2 separate regions of the Mus musculus genome follow, and region 1 is linked to region 2. Evidence: chromatin loops called from intact Hi-C (ENCODE). Cell type or tissue: gastrocnemius. All regions are shown on one strand.

Region 1 (2,500 bases), 55 kb after region 2:
GTCAAATCCCGTTCCCCGAGAGGTTAACAAGGTGAAAGATCACCTGTATGTTAATTAGCGGGTCACATTCTTACATAGCAATTTCAAAGCAGAAAGGGATGTCAAGGTTAAAAGCGTGCTTAGCCTGGAGTTGCCTCAGTTTGATGCAAGGTAACTGTTAAGGCATGGCTCATGCGACGCGCCTGCCTTGACCTGCTTTGTGCCAAAGCTTTTTGAGGCTAGCTCAAGATCGGTACTTAACAGCAACACAAAGCGAGTCTACAGACCCGCTAATCCCGTCACCCAAGGAAGAAACACAGGGTCCCAATCCCCCACCCTGTCATGCCCGCGGTGGCTCTGGCCCATGCAGGAGGCGGACGCGAGCTTTCCACCCCGGCATCTCACCTGTTGATGAAACCGTATCCGTTCCTTACATTGAACCATTTGACTGTTCCCAAAACCTTCGTTGCTGGAAAACAAAGCACAACAACGTCCAATCACCGGCTGGCCCTGGAAGTCGGTCCAGGATCTAGCCGCAGGCCCGGGCCGCCGCCCTCGCCGCACACGTGGGTGCGCCGGGTAGCGCGGGTCCGAGGTGGGTGTGCGCCCGGGAGGCGAGCACGTGAGGGCCGGGGAAGCAGCCCGCGCTCCTCCGGCTGCGTAGGCGGCGGGGCGGGGACCCCAGCACGAGGCCCCGGGGCGGGTGGGCGCGGGGGAGGGGCGGCGGCGGCCGGAGCAGCGGCGGGATCCCGGTGTGCGCGCGCCGCGGGCCTCGGGGGGGAGGGGCGGCCGCGTAGTCCGTGGCTCGGGCCGCGTCGCCTAACGGTCCGGCCCGCGGCCCCATCCCCGGTCCCTTCTGGCGCTCACCGATGACCTTCTTGTCCCCGCCGGCGGGCGCCGCCGATGTGAGGCCACCCGGGCCGCCACTACCCGCGCCGCTGCCCGTGGAGCCGGGCTTGGTGTCGGCGGCGCTGAGGGCGGCGGCGGGGGCGGCGGGCGGCTGCTGGGTCTCGGCCTCGCTGCTCATGGTTGCGGTGATGGTGACTGGGGCCGGCGGCGACGGCTGCGGCTCCTCCCGGGTGTGATGGTGACTAGGCCGGCGGCGGCGGTGGGGCTCTCAGGGCTCTCTGGGGTCCGCTCTCCGCTCCCGCTACCGATCGAACTAGCGAGAATGGCGGGACGGGCGGGATAAGCCCCGCGATAGACCCGCCCTCGTCCTCCCCCATTGGTCCGCATCGTTGTCCATCTCACCACCTGACCGGGTCTCTAGCGCCTATTGGCTCACGCTCCGCGGCTCCTGCGCTCTCATTGGTATCTTTAGCGACTAATTCGCCCGACCCACAGCTTCTCAGGCCTCCGCCGCCATAGAGACCGGAACTAGAATGAGAGCCTCGGCCGTGAGCACCATAGAGTACCGGGAGGACGCGCAGAGGGAACGTTCCCAGATGGGGCTGCGCTCGTCGCGCACGTGGGCCGCGATCGCCGGGCCTACTCCGGCCTCCTAGAAGGGGCTCCTTCCCACGGCTGGGTGAACGCCGGGGCCTCCTTAATGGGTCAGGCTTTTGGTGATCCAGTCACCTTGGAGGGACCACGCAGGCGCTGGAGCTGCCACGACTCAGCGTGTTCAGGGCGGGGGTGATCGTTTCCCCCGGCGTCCGAGGAAATGTATTTCATACTGGCCACAAATCAGATTTAATTTCGCCTCACATTTATTGGATGTTAGGGTTTTTGACTTTATAAACTAAGCACTGTAGACAAGGATTGCTATCCTTGTTTTTATACACTGTAAAACACACGCTGCCTTCTTTCTGAAGCCCTCCGCCTACCTTCATTCATTCTTTATTACGCATCTACTATTGACTGGGGATTGAAGTAGTTTGCCAGTTAGTTTCTGCTTTCTGATGGTGGAATTTTAAACGCCCACCACTTCTTGGTTGGGTGAGCACAGCGTTTGGGGAGTGGGAGCAGGAAGAGTTGGGTGGTGACATTTCAGGCAAAGGTAGGTTTGTGCAAAGGCCTAGAAAAGATAGGGTCTCACGGAGACTGCAAATAAAGGAAACCAATCGAAGTAGGAATCAGAGGTGGGCAGAGGTGTTTTTAACCTGAGATTCTTCCCCTGATCACCGGTGAGCAGTGTAGCTTTCGCGGTGTAAGTAAGGAGTAGCATCGTTAAAGAAAGAAAAGGCTGCTGCTTGGAGAAGGGGCTGCAGAGAGAGAAGGGATGGGAGTGGGGGAAACAAGAGGACCTGAGATGGCTCTGTGTGTAAAGGCACTTGGCCAAACCTGAGTTCTTGCCTTCAGCTCCACATAATGGAAAGAGAAAGATAGCCTCTTCCTGTAAGCTGTAGCTTGACCTCCCCACGAGCACTGTGGCATACTCCTAGCTCCCAGTAAATAAAAGCATGAACTAGAAATACAAAAAGAACGCTAAATCCGACGGGCTGTGGTGGCGCTCGCCTTTAATTCCAGCACTTGGCAGGCAGAGGCAGGCGGATTTCTGAGTTCGAGGCCAGGCTAGTCT
Region 2 (2,500 bases):
TGTTGACACTAGCTCACAGGGCAGGCCCAGTCTTCCTCCAGGGGTAAAGGGACGAAAAATATCCAGAAAAACAAACCCTCAGCAAATCAGCAGTTGTTTACTGGGTACCTACTGGGTCCCAGCCAGAATAGCACATCCAAGAGTACATGGTGTGTGTCCGCGTCGAGTTAAAGAGGTCCTTCTGTCTAGGAGGCTCCCAGCTATTCTAATCTTCCTCTTCTAGAAAGTTGTGTGGAAAATACTACTTTGTCCTGTCATTGTGGCCTCAAGGCTTCTCTGAAACCAGATGCTAAGTGGCTGCTGGTGTCTGGGATTATACCCTTCCCTCACGGCCGTTTGCTTTTCTTCCTTTGCAGTTGGGAACTATACACAAGCTATTGAATGTGCCAAGACCTACCTCCTCTTCTTTCCCAATGATGAGGTGATGCACCAGAATCTGGCTTATTACACAGCCATGCTTGGAGAAGAAGAGGCCAGCTCCATCAGCCCCAGGGAGGTGAGAGACTGGCTTCTGGCTGAACCCAATCAGAAGGAAGATGAGTGCTCATGGGGTGGGGTGGGGTGGGGCCGGTCTTGGACTCAGCTTGTCACTCAGGGTGGGAAGGAGTACCAGGAGTTTGTAGAACATGGCAGAGCCAAATCCTCTAGAGTTCGATGTACATTCTTTGGATTGGCACACAGATTTCTCTGCCCTGATTGACACCCAAGCTAGACGCTGGATGCCATTTGCCCAAAGGCAGTGTTCTTTCCTTCATAATGGGTCTGTTTTGCTCACACGGCTTTCTGTTTCTGTTTTAGTCCCAGAGTGCATTTCTCCTTGTCATTGTCTGCTTTCTTCAATTACTCAGCATTATCCACATCTCTAGAATGAGGAGAAAACTTAGGTACAGACTTCAACTCTGAGGGCCAAGCCACAGTTCCTCCCACACAGCTCTGGAATTGAGTCTCTAAAGAAAATAATCCCACTGTCAGCCCCTCCCAGCTGAGACTGGCGTTCTTGTAGTTATCCTTCTTGTCCACTAGATGGCGGCCATCTAGCTTTAAGAAGGCCCTTCCAGTCTTTGTCTTGCTGGGTTGATACTTTTTCCCTTCCCTGGGATCCTATTAAGAGTCTCTCAGAAGGGAAGGAATGTACTCGTGTGAGCACATTTACCTAGAACTCTCCCCCAGGAAGAACTCTCCCCCAGGCGAGAGTAGCTAATACTGGTTTGCGCCCCCGGCCAGACCGCTCACCCCGCTGGATAGCACGTGTGGCTTGGTTTCTGGCATTTGGAGCAGGAAGCCGATCAGTTAAACTCCTTCCTCATGGGTGACTGTGGTAGCCGACGGGGTGGACTCCTTTAATGTGTTCCTCCTTGAACTGCCTCCACTTTAGCACTGTCTTTTTCTCTCTTCCTTCTGCTGCTTGGATCCTAGTAGGGGACCCAGGGAAAAGATGTGACCCTGGAAGGGACTCAGTTTCCCAGCTCTGGGTAAGCCCCACCCCTGAATACACATGCAATGCCAGAGTGCCAAGCTTAGCTATTCTATAGCTGCCCGCCTTCAGGGACGGATCGAGCCCAGCCATTCTGAGGGGTGGCAGGTGGCCAAATAGAAAGAACATGGGCTTGGGGACCCCAAAACCCAGATAGGATCGCTCTCAATCCTACTGCTCCTAAGGGTCTTTAAGATGAAGTTCAGTCTCCGCCCATGAGCTTCCACTCAGGGAACAGAGGCAGAAGAATCACAAGTTCAAGGTTATGCAGTGAGACCTGGTCTCAAAATTAAAATGGCAGATGGCTCAGTGGGTAAAGGCATTTGCTGCTGAGCCTGGTGACCTGAGTTTGAGCTCTGGCCCCTCACAGTACAAGGAGGAAACTGACAAATTGTCCTCTGACCTCCTCACCTATGTCACAGTGCCGCCCCCCCCCCCACACACACACACGCACGCACGCATACACACAAACACACAGAGAATAAATAGAATAAAAAAATCTAATTTTAAAAAAGGTATTTGCCGGGCTGGAGAGATGGCTCAGTGGTTAAGAGCACTGACTGCTCTACCAGAGGTCCTGAGTTCAAATCCCAGCAACCACATGGTGGCTCACAACCACCCATAATGAGATCTGATGCCCTCTTCTGGTGTGTCTGAAGATAGCTATAGTATACTCATATACATAAAATCAATAAATAAATCTTAAAAGAATGGTTGACAAAAGATCTTCTAAAAAAAAAAAAGGTATTTGCCACATAAGCTTGTAACCTGAGTTCAACCTACAGAACCCACAAAAGGATGGATGTAAATAACAGACTCCACAAAGTCGTCCCCTGCCCTCCACACATGCACAGTGGAGGCCACACGCTCCACAACACACCAAGTAAATAAATAAAATATAACAAGAAGAAAAGAGGGCTCAAGACACAATTCACAGCCTGGTCTACAGAGTGAGTTCCAGGATAGCCAGGACTGCAGAGAGAAACTCTGTCTCAAAAAAAAAAAAAAAAAGACACAATTCAGTTG

Evidence for each region. A loop is a pair of places that touch in the nucleus more often than their neighbours do. Peaks named below come from ENCODE experiments on the same cell type or tissue, not always from the same donor. Only the 100,000 strongest peaks of a DNase experiment are listed, where the experiment ranks them.
Region 1: it touches region 2 in a loop (3-fold over the local background); 15 of 42 quality-filtered maps call a loop at or near these places.

The regions. Positions count from the first base shown.
Region 1 is chr4:119,293,358-119,295,857 of GRCm38, forward strand. It overlaps Ybx1 (Y box protein 1), which reads right to left and starts at 1,156. Exons shown (of 8, transcript NM_011732.2): 1 at 847-1,156; 2 at 385-448. The coding sequence starts at 1,006. In gastrocnemius, no CTCF peak of the experiment used is centred here; DNase peaks (open chromatin) are centred at 392 and 1,236; H3K4me3 peaks cover 2,435 bases; H3K27ac peaks cover 2,107 bases.
Region 2 is chr4:119,238,290-119,240,789 of GRCm38, forward strand. P3h1 (prolyl 3-hydroxylase 1) reads left to right here. Exons shown (of 15, transcript NM_019783.2): 5 at 357-496. Among named protein-coding and RNA genes, the nearest start is that of P3h1, 6.6 kb to the left of the region's middle. In gastrocnemius, a CTCF peak has its summit at 1,010 (motif pointing right); DNase peaks (open chromatin) are centred at 1,051, 1,217 and 1,521; H3K4me3 peaks cover 630 bases; H3K27ac peaks cover 1,476 bases.